3 separate regions of the Homo sapiens genome follow, and regions 2 and 3 are each linked to region 1. A link is a contact called in ENCODE Hi-C or POLR2A ChIA-PET data. All regions are on one chromosome and are shown on one strand. The core of a region is the stretch at or near the end of the contact, and the rest is flanking DNA. Distances in the headings are between cores, read along the strand shown. Region 1 holds the start of FIZ1 (FLT3 interacting zinc finger 1). Region 2 holds the start of MZF1 (myeloid zinc finger 1). Region 3 holds the start of ZNF446 (zinc finger protein 446).

Evidence for each region. Hi-C counts contacts between places; a loop is a spot of excess contacts on that map. ChIA-PET counts read pairs that join two places held with the same protein, here RNA polymerase II (POLR2A). Pooled maps may share reads with other maps.
Region 2: a loop to region 1 is called in a pooled map, with 9 times the contacts of the local background. The contact joins the promoter of MZF1 here to the promoter of FIZ1 in region 1. A Hi-C loop is called at or near these places in 6 of 50 pooled maps. POLR2A ChIA-PET finds 5 or more read pairs at or near these places in 2 of 52 experiments (HEK293T and activated CD4-positive, alpha-beta T cell).
Region 3: a pooled map shows a loop between it and region 1 (10-fold over the local background). The contact joins the promoter of ZNF446 here to the promoter of FIZ1 in region 1. A Hi-C loop is called at or near these places in 1 of 37 single-sample maps with no recorded cell type and 5 of 50 pooled maps. POLR2A ChIA-PET finds 5 or more read pairs at or near these places in 2 of 52 experiments (GM12878 and activated T-cell).

What each region holds. Positions count from the first base shown.
Region 1 is chr19:55,597,088-55,601,601 of GRCh38, reverse strand. FIZ1 (FLT3 interacting zinc finger 1) reads left to right here and starts at 2,085. Exons shown (of 3, transcript NM_032836.3): 1 at 2,085-2,128; 2 at 3,701-4,030. The coding sequence starts at 3,737. It overlaps ZNF524 (zinc finger protein 524), which reads right to left and starts at 1,314. Exons shown (of 2, transcript NM_153219.4): 1 at 1,194-1,314. RefSeq lists silencers at 809-1,358, 2,069-2,488 and enhancers at 966-1,839, 1,840-2,714.
Region 2 is chr19:58,570,342-58,574,855 of GRCh38, reverse strand. It overlaps MZF1 (myeloid zinc finger 1), which reads left to right and starts at 1,521. Exons shown (of 6, transcript NM_198055.2): 1 at 1,521-1,801; 2 at 3,427-3,862; 3 at 4,329-4,512. The coding sequence starts at 3,467. MZF1-AS1 (MZF1 antisense RNA 1) reads right to left here. Exons shown (of 6, transcript NR_027334.2): 3 at 4,399-4,472; 4 at 2,901-2,998; 5 at 2,033-2,278; 6 at 59-1,939. RefSeq lists enhancers at 1,147-1,576, 1,637-1,726, 1,095-1,954, 1,955-2,816.
Region 3 is chr19:58,475,098-58,479,611 of GRCh38, reverse strand. It overlaps ZNF446 (zinc finger protein 446), which reads right to left and starts at 3,260. Exons shown (of 7, transcript NM_017908.4): 1 at 3,108-3,260; 2 at 2,052-2,433; 3 at 1,786-1,975; 4 at 1,431-1,525. The coding sequence starts at 2,393. ZNF324 (zinc finger protein 324) reads right to left here. Exons shown (of 4, transcript NM_014347.3): 4 at 4,176-4,514. RefSeq lists enhancers at 3,002-3,201, 3,356-3,650, 3,472-3,721, 3,962-4,021, 4,082-4,171.

The sequences.
Region 1 (4,514 bases), core at 836-3,335:
GTGATATTTGACCCTGATTCCTGGATGAGGAAACATATCTGCGATGTTAAGAGCCTGGGCCCTGGAGTCAAGACATCATTCGTTCAAATCTTTACTCTCTGCGTGGCCTTGGGCAAGGTGTTCGCTTCTCTAAGCCTTAATCAAGACTTTTGCAAAATGGGACACATAGTTCTACGTACTTGCCCAGACATGCCATGAGCATAATACCCACAAAGTGTTCATACACAGAAGCTTTCAGGACACATTAGCCATTGTTATCAGGAGCAGCTAAGCCTCACATCAACCCTCTGAATAGGGCATATCTGTCCCATTTTGCAGATGGGGAAACTGAGGCACAGGAAAGCCAAGTCAGTTGCCTAAGTTCCTCTGCCAGTAAATGGCAGGGCCAAAACTGGAAACAGGTCTTGTGACCCGAATGTCCCAGAGAATGGAGAACAAATAAACCCAAGGAGGAAAGGGGACATTACGAGGGCTCAGTCCTGGGTTTGAATTCAGCTCTGCCTATAACTAGCAATTGACTTTGCCAGTTTCCTCCTCTGAAAAGTGAATAAACCAGGGTTGTCAGGAGAATCGAATAAGACAGTGGGCTTTAAAATGCCCCTCGAACACTGCCTGGTGCACAGTAAGCACTCAATAAACTTCACCAACGCCACCACCATCTTCCCGGCGCCCACTCAGATACTGGGAGCATGGGATTGGGGTGTAACGGAGGGGAAGGGGAGGCACAGGTGCAGCTGGAAGCAGGTGCTGCAGGTGCCCCCCTGCACCCCCCCCTCCCCTTTAACAGCCACATAGACTGCTGTCCAGAGAGGAGCAACCACCTTTCCATACGGTTCGCTCCCACGGGGTAGCCTAGTCTAGGAGTCTGGTCTTTGGAACGGTGGAAAGGGGGAGACTGGTCCCCCGACCCTCCCCGTCCCCTCGCCCCGGTACTGACGCGCCCATCGGCCCCCGAGCTGCGAAGCCCAAGCGCGGGGCGGGCCCTGCGGGGGCGACGGCCAATGAGCGGCGCCGGGTAAGCGGGCGGCGGGGGCTGCCAGGAAGGGGGTCTGCGCGCGCGCGCCCGGACGGCTTCGCGGGGCGCGAGCGCGGGAGCAGGAACAGGTGTTGGAGGCGCGCTCCGGGAGCGCGCGGCCCGGCCTCCCCTACCCCCACACCCCCCCTCCCGCCTGCGCCCCCCGCCTCTCGGGTACCTCATTTGCATGTCGCCGGGGCTCGCGAGTGTGCGCGCGCGCGGGGGCAACGGGGCCGGCGCGTGGGAAGGGGAGGGGGTGAGGGGGCCCTGCCCCTCGGCGGCGGCGAGGCGGGGGCGGCGGCGCGCGGTGCCGGCCCCGCCCCTCGGAGAAGCGCCGGGCCCCTCCCTTCCTGCCCTTCCCGCCCGCCTGCGCGCCCGCGGGAAACAAAGGGGACTCGCTGGGTCCTAACGACCGGTCGCGGCCACGCCCGGAAGCCGCGCCTGCGCACCGGCGGCCCTGGTGTGTCCCCAGTGGGAAATAACCCAGCACCACATCCCCAACCACCTCGAAACGCCTTTCCTCTCACAAAGCCCACAGTCGGGTGACCCAAAGACAGATACCGAATGATGAGGAGCGGGAAAATGGCTGCCCAGTGCCCGTAATTAACATGGCACCGGACAGGCTTCGAAGCCCATGGAGTGCTAAGTGGATAAGATGGTGCCGGTCTTTTCCAGCTCTGTATTGCAGTTGGCGCACTTCGCTTTCTTTTTTTTTCCCTAGTCCAACTGTACATCCTAATCGGAGGAGTCCGAGGCTGTGAAAAAGAAATAGTATCTGCTCTCATTTACGTTAGCATCGCCTAGTGTCGCCACGGAGAAGCCCCCTCGCTCTCAGCTCCTTGCCCTTAGTCTGTATGGCGCCGTGGGTGTCCCTAAGCCCCGCCCCTTCCCGCTGCCCTCACCCAAGATGGCGCGGGCCTGGCTTCTTCAACCTCCAGGGCTGGGAAAGGAAAGGGAAAGAGGGAGAAGGGCGGGGATGAGGAAGGGGAGCCAAGAGGGCGGGAGAAAGGGGGAGTACGGCGGGGGAAGGGAGCTGAGGCGGAAGTCGAGGGGCCCCCCGGGTGGAAGTGACGCTGCCCCCGCTGCCCAAAATGTCGGCGCCCAGAGGGAGGTGTAAGTAATTAAAGAGGAAAGCCGACGGACTTCCCCGGCCTCCCGGGGCCGCCCCGGGTCTCCAGGACCAACGCTCCGTACGAGCGAGGTGGACTCGCCTGGCCCCGGGGCCTGCCCGACCTGCCCCCCAACCGGGCGCCCAGGGCTGCACCTTTTAGGGGCAGGGGGAGGGGCACAAAAGGCCGGCTCTCGGGGCCTGGGGCCTGGAGCAGACTGGGCAAGTGGGGGGGCCCGCTCCTCAGGCTGCGGGGTGGAGGAGGAGGCGGGGCCTAGTGGCTGCTGGGGCGGAGCAAGGGCTGGGAGGAGCCTGAGTTGGGCGGAGCTTAGAGTGGAAGTGGGAGGGGCGTGGAGGAGGGAGAGTCTGGATAGAAAATGGGAGGGTCTTAGGCAAAGAGGTGGGGTTTGATAAAGGGGCGTGGCTCAGAAGGAATGGTGGGTAGGCCCTGGATTGAGGGGTGGAAGGAAACTCATTGAGGCTGGTTGGGTAAAGGGAGCCCAGGAAGCAGGAGGGAGGAGTTTAGAGTAGAAGGGATGGAGTTTGTCTGGGGTGTGGCTTAGAGAAGTAGGTAGGCCTAGTGAGGGGGGTGGAGTTTAAGGGTGTAATTTGGAGGGGTTTAATGCAACTATCAGGTCTTTATAATGAATGTGGAAAGGACTTGCAGGGGATGGGAATAGACTTCGTAGAGAAGGCCTGAGAAGGTGACGGGAGTCCAGTGGAGAGTCTTAGAAAGGATGTGGCTTCTTTAAAGGAAAAATTGGGTGGAGTTTTGGAAGTGGGTCTTAGTGGACCCGAGAGGGGCTTAGATAAGTCAAATAACTTAGCAATCATGGTAGGACTTAAGGAGGAATCCAGGAGGAACTTACGGGATAATAGTCATCCAAACAGCTTACTTGTTGCGTCTTTGCTGTGCACCAGCTTAAGTGGGCACGTAGCATTTATTGCCACAATTTTACTTAATTCTCGCCACCACTCCATGAGGTAGGTACTACTATTCCCATTTTACAGATGAAGAATTTTTATTATCTGATGTTACAGGAGTAATTCTGGTCTCCCTGCAAGGATGACTCCAGTGTGCTTAGCCCCAAATCTTTGCCCTCCCATTCGCTAAGTGGTCATCCTGGAAGAGGAGTGGGAGGAGCTTAGAGGGGAGTGGGAGGGCCTTTTGGAAGGAAAAGGGCTTGGCAAAGAATACAAGATCCTTAGGGAACATTGTGGGGGACTTTGAAGGGAGTAGGTGGGACTTAAGGAAGAGTGGGAGAGGCTTAAATTACAGTGGGAGGGGCACAGAGAGCAGTGGCCGCGCATTGGCGAAGAGCGAGGAGAGGCTTAAAAACACTCCGTGGAGTGAGGAGACTATGAAGTGATTAGGAAGATTTTGCCACAGGCGTGGAGCCGCGAGAGAAGGGTTTCTAAGAGAGTAGGAGGATTTTAAAGAACAATGAGAGTGGCTTAGAGAGGTGGGCAGTGGGAGGGTCTCCCAGGGGACAGGTGGTGGGTCTGGGAACCTGGGAGGAGAGAGCTGATGGGGAGCCGACCCCCTCACCTGCTCCTCTGTCTCCCCACTACTCCAGAGAGAGCCCCCACATACCACTGTATTCCCCGCCACCATGGATGACGTCCCCGCCCCAACCCCTGCACCAGCACCGCCCGCCGCTGCCGCCCCCAGGGTCCCGTTTCACTGCAGTGAATGTGGCAAGAGCTTCCGCTACCGCTCAGACCTGCGGCGCCACTTTGCCCGGCACACAGCGCTCAAGCCCCACGCATGTCCGCGCTGCGGCAAGGGTTTCAAGCACAGCTTCAACCTAGCCAACCACCTGCGCTCGCACACCGGGGAGCGGCCCTACCGCTGCTCTGCCTGCCCCAAGGGGTTCCGCGACTCCACCGGCCTGCTGCACCACCAGGTGAGTCCCACAGGCCGGCCCTAGGCTGGCCTCCCTGGTCAGGACTACGGTGGGATCCCGCGCCCCACTGTACTCTGGGCAAAAGGAAGCTGGCCCAAGGCCTAGGCGCCCGCCTCCTCCCATTAGAAAATGTCCCTCCCTCCCTACCAAAGCACCCTGACCCTTGAAAGCATGCGCTATTTCTCATTCAGTCACCAGCAACCCACGAACTGGAACATTCATAGTAAATTTCCCCATCTATAGGCTCCTGCCCGCCCCATCTCCCTGCCAATACCCCGCGTGCACGCACCAGCATCTGCAATCTAGTGTTTATCCTTTCCTTCCTTACCGTTTTAAGACTTAGGTTTATCAGGTGTATACTTAATTCCTTTATTCATTGATTATCAGTTATATACTTAATTCCTTTATTCATTGACTATCAGCTTTCCCTGCACCAAACGGCTGTGTTGCCAAGGCAAAAGCAAATTCCATGCCTTCAGAAAAC
Region 2 (4,514 bases), core at 272-2,771, 3.0 Mb before region 1:
CAGGTTCCCTTCAGACTGCCAAATATAATTTCAAAACAGTTAAAAACATGACTCTCAGTGAGCATGTGTCAAAAGATTTATTTACCGTACTGAGGGAAGCAGCAAGATGATTCTAGGAAGACAGGAAAGGAAGAATAAACACTGGCCGGCCGCGGTGGCTCACACCTGTAATTCCAGCAATTTGGGAGGCCGAGGTGGGCGGATCACCAGAGGTCTGGAGGTCAAGACCAGTCTGGCCAACATGGTAAAACCCCATCTCTACTAAAAATACAAAAATCAGCCGGGTGTGGTGGAGCAGCCTGCAGTCCCAGCTACTCGGGAGGCTGAGGCAGGAGAATCGCTTGAACCTGGGAGACGGAGGTTGCAGTGAGCCGAGATCGTGCCACTGCACTCCAGTCTGGCAACAGCGAGACTCCGTCAAAAAAAAAAAAAAAAAAAAGAAAGAAAGAAAAAGAAAAACACTGAAATAAAAGCACAAAGTTGGATACAAAACTGCTTAGTGAGCTACAAAGCGATACACTGGACAGAAAGCATTTGCAACCTATCAACCTGTACAGGGTAGCATATAACTGGACAGCATCTGGACTCCTAAGTTTTCCTAACAGTTTTACCTCGGATTCTCCCTGTCTCTCTTCGTGCTGTCATCTTTCTCTAGGTCTTCGAAAACTGTCAATCCATCTTACTGTATCTCTAATTTCTGTCCCTTTTCTCCCTTCTTGTTTCTGTCCCTCTCCCTTCTTGTCTACCTCTTGAGTCTGGATATCTGCATTTCTTGTCTCTGTGAACCCATTCTGCGTTTCCTTCTTTGTGTCTCTTTCATCTGCATCCCTTTCTGATCTGCCTCTCTCTTGCTAACTGTTCTGACACCTGTTTGCCCGGCCCTGACCCTCTGATCCACTCAGCCCTCTTATAACTTGGACCCGTGTCTCTATGTTTGTTCACTTATTTTCACTGTCTCTCCTCGCGTCGAGTCTCCGGTCCTCCCAGTCTGTGAGTCTGTCTCTCTGTCTCTCTCTCTCTTCCTCCCGCCGGTCCTTCGTCTCTCTTTGCCCTTGAGTCTCTGGTCTCTCTCCGTCTCTCCTCGCTGTTTCTATCGATCGGCATCTCTCTGCCCCAGTACCCTTCCCCACCTCTTCATCCCACATGCCCCATTGCATTTTCAACGCCCGCCGCGTCTCCGGGTTACCCAGGCGATGTCGAGTCGTGTCCCCAGGTTACCATGGAGACGTTCAGGGCCCGCCCCTCGCCCATGATCACAGAGGAACGTCATCGCGCCGCGCGCGCACGTACACACGAAGGGCCTGCTGACTACATCTGCCGGAAAGCATCGGGCCAAGCCTTTCTCCATTTTGCGGTCTAGGAAGTAGCAGAGGCCCCTTCCTGTAGGGAGTTGCCATGGAGACGCGGTGGGGCACCGACGGAGTTCTAATGACGGCCGTGATTGGTGCAGGATCCTGCTAATCTCAGGAAGGCCCGTAGAGAAGTGAGGAAAACGTGGTGGGGGGCATGCGCGATCTGGTAGGCGGTGCTGCCGTCTGTTGTACCTGAGAGGCTTGCGCATGCCGACGCACGGATTCGAGGCGGGGAGCATGGGAAGAAGCGGCCAGGAGTATGACCTGATCATTGCGACCACCGCTAGGGGAAGGGAGGAGAGGGTGTAGAAACGGGGACGAGGGTGGGGGAAGGGCAAGGAGGCGCTCGAGCTGGTGCGCGGAGCATCCTGGGAGACGTAGTCCAGCGGGAGGGGGAAGTCGAAGACTGCGCGTGCTCAGGAGCGCGGAGCGGCCCGCTGAGCGCAGAGGTGAGGGCGGGGTCCTCTTAACCGGGAGGGCTATCGTGTGGACGGGGGCGGTGGCTGCAGACTCGGGGATTCCGGCTCCCCAGTGAGACCGGAAGCGCGGGGAACGAATCCGGGCAGTCCTTGCGGGAGCGCCCAGGGCTAGAGCGAGAGGCTTGTCAATCACTACTCGTTGCCACGACGACAGGCTTTGGGAGCCCCGCCCCCGGTTGCCTAGGCGTCGTCTGGACCTACCTTGGCACCCTGGAGCGGAAGTTGCCGCCTGGACTTCTGGGAAGTGTATTTCGGGACCCTCCGTAGGTACCTGCCATCTTGGCTATGACCCAAGTCTCTCCCAGGGTTTCAGGTTGACTTGGCACCTTGAAGAGTGGAGGCTTGGCCCCCAGGATGAGGCGGCCCTCGAAATCGATGCCACCCACGGGGGAATGATTCTGCGGTGCCATCCCCTTCATAAACGCAGATTCCTTCCTAAAGCCGCAGCTGCAGAAGGAACAGCGCGAGGAGGGAGGTCAGCCCCACTTGCAAATGGGGAAACAAGTTCTCGAAGGCACAGTGATCTGAAGATGGGCGGAATCAGAGTCTCGGGACTTCCTTGCAGGCTCCTGTTCCGGCAGTCTTGGAGCCTTTGCCGCCCCCCCACCCATTGCGAAGCTCCCCCATCCCCTTCCAACCCCAGCTAAATCAGGAAGCTGAGATGGGGCATTGCGTAGTGTGATGTTGGGCTTAGAAGATGGGGCTGAGTAGGGAGAGAGGGTGCTGCCTGGGAGCTGAGCCATACAAGTGACTGCACAGGTTGACATGGAGGATTAGGTGGAGTGAGGCTTCCAAGCAGGGAGGGGAATGATGGTGGGGCCCAAATGAGGAGCCACATCGAAGTAGATGAGAGAATAGAAGGTGAAGTAAGGGCTGGCGTTGGGTAGGGGGAGACGCCAGCAGTGATGCTGATGCCCAGGCTGTAGGTGTATAGGTGCCATCCACCTGGTAAAGAGAGAGCTGTAGCGCAGGAATGAGGTTGCACATGTAGAAGAAGGGAAGGATACAGGGGAGAGAAGTGTCTTCTAGTCCTAAAAAACAGCCTGTGGGCTGGCATGGTGGAACAAACCTGTAAGTCCCAGCACTTCGGGAGGTCAAGGTAAGAGGATCATCTGCTTGAGCCCAGGAGTTCAAGAACAGCCTAGGCAACATAGTAAGATCCCATCCCTACAGAAAAATTAAGAAATTAGCCGGATGTCGTGGCACACACCTGTTGTCTCAGCTACTTGGGAGGCCGATCTCTGGAGCCCGGGAGGTCAAGTCTGCAGTGACGCATGATCTCGCCACTGCACTTCAGCCTGGGCAACTGACTGACAGCATGTCTCAAAGAAAAGAAAAAAAAGCCTGTGTTTGGAGCAGGGAGACTGTCAGAGACTTTGCACAGGCCCAAGCGGAGAGAAGACCAGGGATACAGGTGGCTAAGGGAGGGCTTCCAGCTGCATAAGTCTGTGGGTTGTAGATGGCCTTTCTTTGCCTGTTTCCTCATCTGCCTTCCACATGGGGTAGGTCTGAGGATCAAACGGTACAGCATAGACTAGGCAGTGAAGCATTCACTGTACTCCTTTTGCAACAGCCTCATCCTATTTCTTCACCAGGGGCAGACACTGGCCTCAGATACCTGACCTGGTACCCTCTATGAGGCCTGCGGTGCTGGGCTCCCCAGACCGAGCACCCCCAGAAGATGAGGGGCCTGTCATGGTGAAGCTAGAGGACTCTGAGGAGGAGGGTGAGGCTGCCTTATGGGACCCAGGCCCTGAAGCTGCACGCCTGCGTTTCCGGTGCTTCCGCTATGAGGAGGCCACAGGGCCCCAAGAGGCCCTGGCCCAGCTCCGAGAGCTGTGTCGCCAGTGGCTGCGTCCAGAGGTACGCTCCAAGGAGCAGATGCTGGAGCTGTTGGTGCTGGAGCAGTTCCTGGGCGCACTGCCCCCTGAGATCCAGGCCCGTGTGCAGGGGCAGCGGCCAGGCAGCCCCGAGGAGGCTGCTGCCCTAGTAGATGGGCTGCGCCGGGAGCCGGGCGGACCCCGGAGATGGGTGAGTGAGTGTCCACGAGTGGGGTTCAGGACTGGAGCATCATCCAGCTCGGCCTCACCCTGGGCAGCACCACGCTTTGCCAGACACACGTTCTCCCTTGTGGTACAGAAGTGGCCACCTGCAACAGAGACCCTGTGCAAGGCTGCCCAGGGCAGAGGGATTCCAGGGCCAGACTCCCCAGCCCATTCCTGCATCACCTGCAGTCACGTGGACATAGGAGCTGCAGGCTAGGGGAATATGGGGAAGGTACTGGAAGGCCACGATGTCAGAGCAGGGGAGGGACTGCAGGTGGTCCCTTCATTCTTTGCTCAGGGCCTAGGGGAGGTAGGTCCTTGGAGGACCTAGTCAGTAGGTATTTACAAGGCAGGCCCCTGGGATCCTACAGTGGGATGGGCACCCACAAACCCCAGGTTGCGGCCAGCCTTACTCTCTGGTAGGACTTCTGATGGTGGGGGCACCTCCCCAGGTCACAGTCCAGGTGCAGGGCCAGGAGGTCCTATCAGAGAAGATGGAGCCCTCCAGTTTCCAGCCCCTACCTGAAACTGAGCCTCCAACTCCAGAGCCTGGGCCCAAGACACCTCCTAGGACTATGCAGGAATCACCACTGGGCCTGCAGGTGAAAGAGGAGTCAGAGGTTACAGAGGACTCAGGT
Region 3 (4,514 bases), core at 2,011-4,510, 2.9 Mb before region 1:
TTCCACCCCTTCCCTGCCCTGTCTGGTTCACATTCTTACCTATTACCCGGAAGAGTCAGCAGGTTACCTACGCCTCATCTGCCCCTCCTGCTGAGAATGATCTCAAGGTGTGTGTTTGTTAAGTGCAGAGGTTCTCCTTCAGATCACCTGACCAGTGCTGCTGCCAGCACTCATCCCCCTCTACTACACCATCCTGCTCAGAGGGCAGGTTTGGCAGCATCACAGGGACCTGAGTGACTTTATCGAGGAATGAACTCCCTGATTGGGGGTCAGCCCTCCTTGCTGCCTGAGTCCCATCATCTGGGGCTTTGCTGGGTTGGGAAAAATAATCCTGAGGGACAAGCTGTGGCAAGTCCAGGGGCAGGAAGGCGGCAGCTGTGAGGAGCCACAGCTAGAGATGGTGCTGGCTGGAGGTGAGGACACTGGGAAGTGCAGCCTACCCACCCTGCCTCACTTTCTGACTGTGCCATGGGGCTGTGGAGGGAGCCTGGAAGGACTTCTTAGCCTCGAAACACATCTCAACCAGCAATGTTGCTGCTGAAGCTCCCCAGTGGAGTTGTTAGAGGAGCCGGGAGAGGAAAAGACCTTGCTACCCACACTTGGGAACCAAGCGATCCAGGTAGAAGAGGCCTCAAGCTGAGCTTCCAGGCCTAACAGGTGGCCTCTGAAGAAACCCCTAGGAGAGAAGGGACTTCGGGCATTTCCCAGGGAGAGTGTCTCCATCTGGTCTCAGGTGTGGGGGGAGTCCTGCCACAGCTGGTCATCTTCTCCCCTCCCCAGCTACACACAAAAGTTCAAATCCCCAGGTCTGGCTCAGGACCTCTGGGAGCAGCAAACCTCCCAGCTGACTTCTCTGGAGGTGAGGAAGCCAAGCCCACTAGTTCCAGCCACTCTAAACTGGGTTTCCATGGCTTGAGGCCCAAATCCTTTTTTTTTTTTTTGTTTTTGACACACAATTTTGCTCTTGTTGACCAGGCTGGAGCGCAGTGGCACAATCTCGGCTCACTGCATCCTCTGCCTCCTGGGTTCAAGCAATTGTCCTGCCTCACCCTCCCTAGTAGCTGGGATTACAGGCGCCTGCCACCACTTCTGGCTAATTTTTGTATCTTTAGTAGATACAGGGTTTCACCACATTGGTCAGGCTGGTCTCGAGCTCCTGACCTCAGGTGATCCGCTCACCTCAGCCTCCCAAAGTGCTAGGATTACAGGTGTAAGCCACCATGTCCAGCCCCAAATCCTTTTCAATAATAGATCACCAGTCTGTCCCTCTGCCCCAGGTCCTGTGGAGGGGTACAGCTTTTACAGACTCCACTTCTGGGAAGCAAAGAGCCACTAGTCAAGGAGCCTGGAAAACCACCAGGCAGAGGGCAGCCATGGGGACAGTCCCTTCTCACACCTGGGGCCTATACTTCCCACTTGGGGCTGCTCACCTGAATCCTGGGTGGGTGGAAGGATGTGGAGGCTGGTTCTTGGTGTCCATGGTTCCCCTCAGGGGACTGTGCTGCAAGTGGAGGGCTGGAGGGTGCTGAAAAGTGGGGCAGATGGAAGGGTGGTGTCAGGGGCTGCCCACATGAGCCATGGCAGATGAGGAGCTCCTCTGCTGTGTGACATGGCACGTAGCCAGCCCTTGGCTCCTGCCTCCCAGGTCCCCATCCCAGACAGGGACATCCACATTCACTTCAGGAGTCCCAGCCTTGACACACCTCTCCTGGGACTCCCACCCTAGCCAGGAATGTCCACACTTCCTCCAGGAGTCCCTCATCTCTGGTGGGACCCCAACCTCACCCACTTCCTGTCCATCGACATTGGGCTCCTCCTTCACACTGCAGCTGAGCTGGACAGACCCCTCTATTCTGGTGTCCTGGGGACCTTCCCCAGGGGACTCCACTGTCCCTGAGGGGTGGGGGCTCCCAAGTGGTTCCTCTGTCTTCTGGGCTGCAGGGAGCACCTCCTGCTTCAGGACATGGGCTGTGATCTGAGGAGAAGAGGTAGGTCACAATGGCTCTAGCCAGGGTCTATCCCTCCAAGAAGCTGATGCCAGCCACACTCACCCAGCCCAACAGTTGCCCAGGGTCATGCTGCAGTCCTTCGACTAGGGCAGCGGCCTCCTCAGGACTGCCTGGCCGCTGACCGCGCACCCAGGCCTGGATCTCGGGAGGCAGTGTGCCCAGGAACTGCTCCAGCACCAGCATCTCCAGCATCTGCTCCTTGGAGTGTGCCTCAGGCTGCAGCCACTGGCAACACAGCTCACGCAGCCGGGCCAGGGCTTCTCGGGGACCTGCCACCTCCTGGTAGCAGAACCCTCGGAAGCGGAGGCGGGCAGTCTCAGGCTCCTCAAGGGTGGTCTCTGGGTCCATGACGGGCAGGCATGGGGGACCCAGAGGGGATGGCATTCTTGCTCAAGGGGGTGGTCTTGGAATCGTCAAGATGGGCCTACAGAAAAGGAAGGGTCGGAATGTCAGCCAAGAGAATCTGGCCAGGGGAAGGCAGACACCAGGCTCAGCCCAGGGGGCTGAGACCAGGACCAAGTGTACTCTGAGGCCAGAAGAGATAAGGCCAAGAAAGCTTCATGGAAGGAGGAGGGTCACAGGACCCAAACAATGATGGCAAATGAGAGCAGGAGGAAGCCTCAGGGACAAATGCTTGGACGCAAGGTGTCCAGGGAGCTTCCTGGAAATTGCAAACAGTTGGGTCCAGCAGGGGACTGCTGGGAGATGACGCTAAAGAGGTGGAGAAAGACAGTCATCACAGAGTTCCAGCGCCAGGCTGAGGAGCCACAGTGTCTAGCCGAGGTGCGAGGAGAGTGGACCAGGGTGGGCGGGTAGAAGGTGGGGCCAGGCTGTAATGTACGGGGACGAGTCGCCCTCCACAATCTCGGGGAGGTTGACTGGGTGGGACCTCCTTTAGGAATGGCTCTGGGGAGGGGGCACGTGGACATCGTGCTCGCTGACCACAGCGAGCCGTGGGCGACTCACACTGCCGGGGCCCGTGCATGTGAAAACGAAAAGCAAAGGCCAAGAAAAACGGGGCCAAAGCTCCACGTTGCGCGGAGTCGAGGGATGGCCACAGCATCCCGGCCCTGAAGGTCTGCAGTGAAAGACGCCCACCTGGACGGGCCTGAGAGACCAGGCCTGACACCCGGCCTATCCGAGGGATGCTCGAACTTCGGGATCTGTCCCCAAAAGGGGAAGGCAAGAGGGAGGCGTTCCAAGAGGACTTGCCAGGCCCGGCCCCCCGGAACGGCGTTGAGGGTAGGAAAGGCCTGAGCGAAGGCTGAGGTGACGCGCGCGGCCTGTCGGGAAGTGGGCGGGCCCTCCAGGGCGCCGACAGCAGGAGCCGTTCAGGCCCCAGAGGGCGACCCCAAGCCCTCCCACGGGGTGGAAAGGCTGCGCCCACTCTGGCAGCCTGCGCTCACCTCAACCCGGAGCGGTTGCTTGGAGGCCGCTTCCCGGATGTGGCGCCGCACAACGCGGGGCGCCTCAGCCGGGTGTTGCCCCGGCGACGCCGCGCTGACCAATCTCTCGCCTGCACCGAAGGCACCGCCCATGCCCTTTGAACTACATTTCCCATGAGCATCAGCAAGACAGGCGCGACCGTGACCCGCTGACCCGCATTTGCAGCAGCCTCTGACGCCTGAGAGGCGCTCTGTTCCTCTAGGAGGTACGGCAGAGTCCCAGGGTTATATGGTCTCCCTCCGCTCTGAGAGCAGCTCTTCCCGGGTTATAAACTTGCGCGTCTGTACAGTGGGCCGGTTTCTATTGGCAGGTGAGGGGAGGGGGTTTTGCCCAATCAGAGGTGGCGCTTGCTTGGCCCCGCCGCCCCCACGCCATTCCCCGGGCCAGCCCCTAGATAACGCTAGGGCATATCCGCCCGCCTCCAGCTGTTCCCGTGGCAACGTTCAGGAGCGTTGCCTCGACTTCCGAAGAGGCTGGAAGTGGCGGCCCAGTGGTTTCCTAGGTCGAGTAGTTCGCTGGGACTCGCTTCCAAGTGGACCCGGGAGAGGCGGTGGTGTAGAAGACCACCCTGAGCCTGGGCTTTCTCCCGCCAGGAGGGTGCGAGGGCCATCTTTGACCTCTGTTAAGCGCCCTAAGGAGGTACCGACGGTTGTGACCGCAGTCTCTGACGTCTTCAGATGTCAGTCCTACAAAGTCGGGGGTGGAGGTTTCCCTCCAGGCTGATCGGACATGCTCAACCGTTTATTTACCTTTGAATTTGGGGAGCAGAACTAGCCAGGGTGACACTAGTTTCTCCCAATAAGCAGTGTTACAGTTTTCTAAATCTGTGGGGTCAGTTTTGCTTCCACACTTAAAAGTGGCCGAGCCATTACTTAGTCAGTCCTAAATTACACCGCCTGTTTTGGTTTCTTTGGATACCTGGGAATCCCTGCTGCCTGCTCTGGATGAAGAGCAGTGGTCTTGATCACCGATTGGAAGCACCGAGCATGTGCGTGGATGAGACTTGTCAACTCGGAGCTTTCCAACGGCCTCCTCAGGTTGTTTTTGGGGATGAGGTGC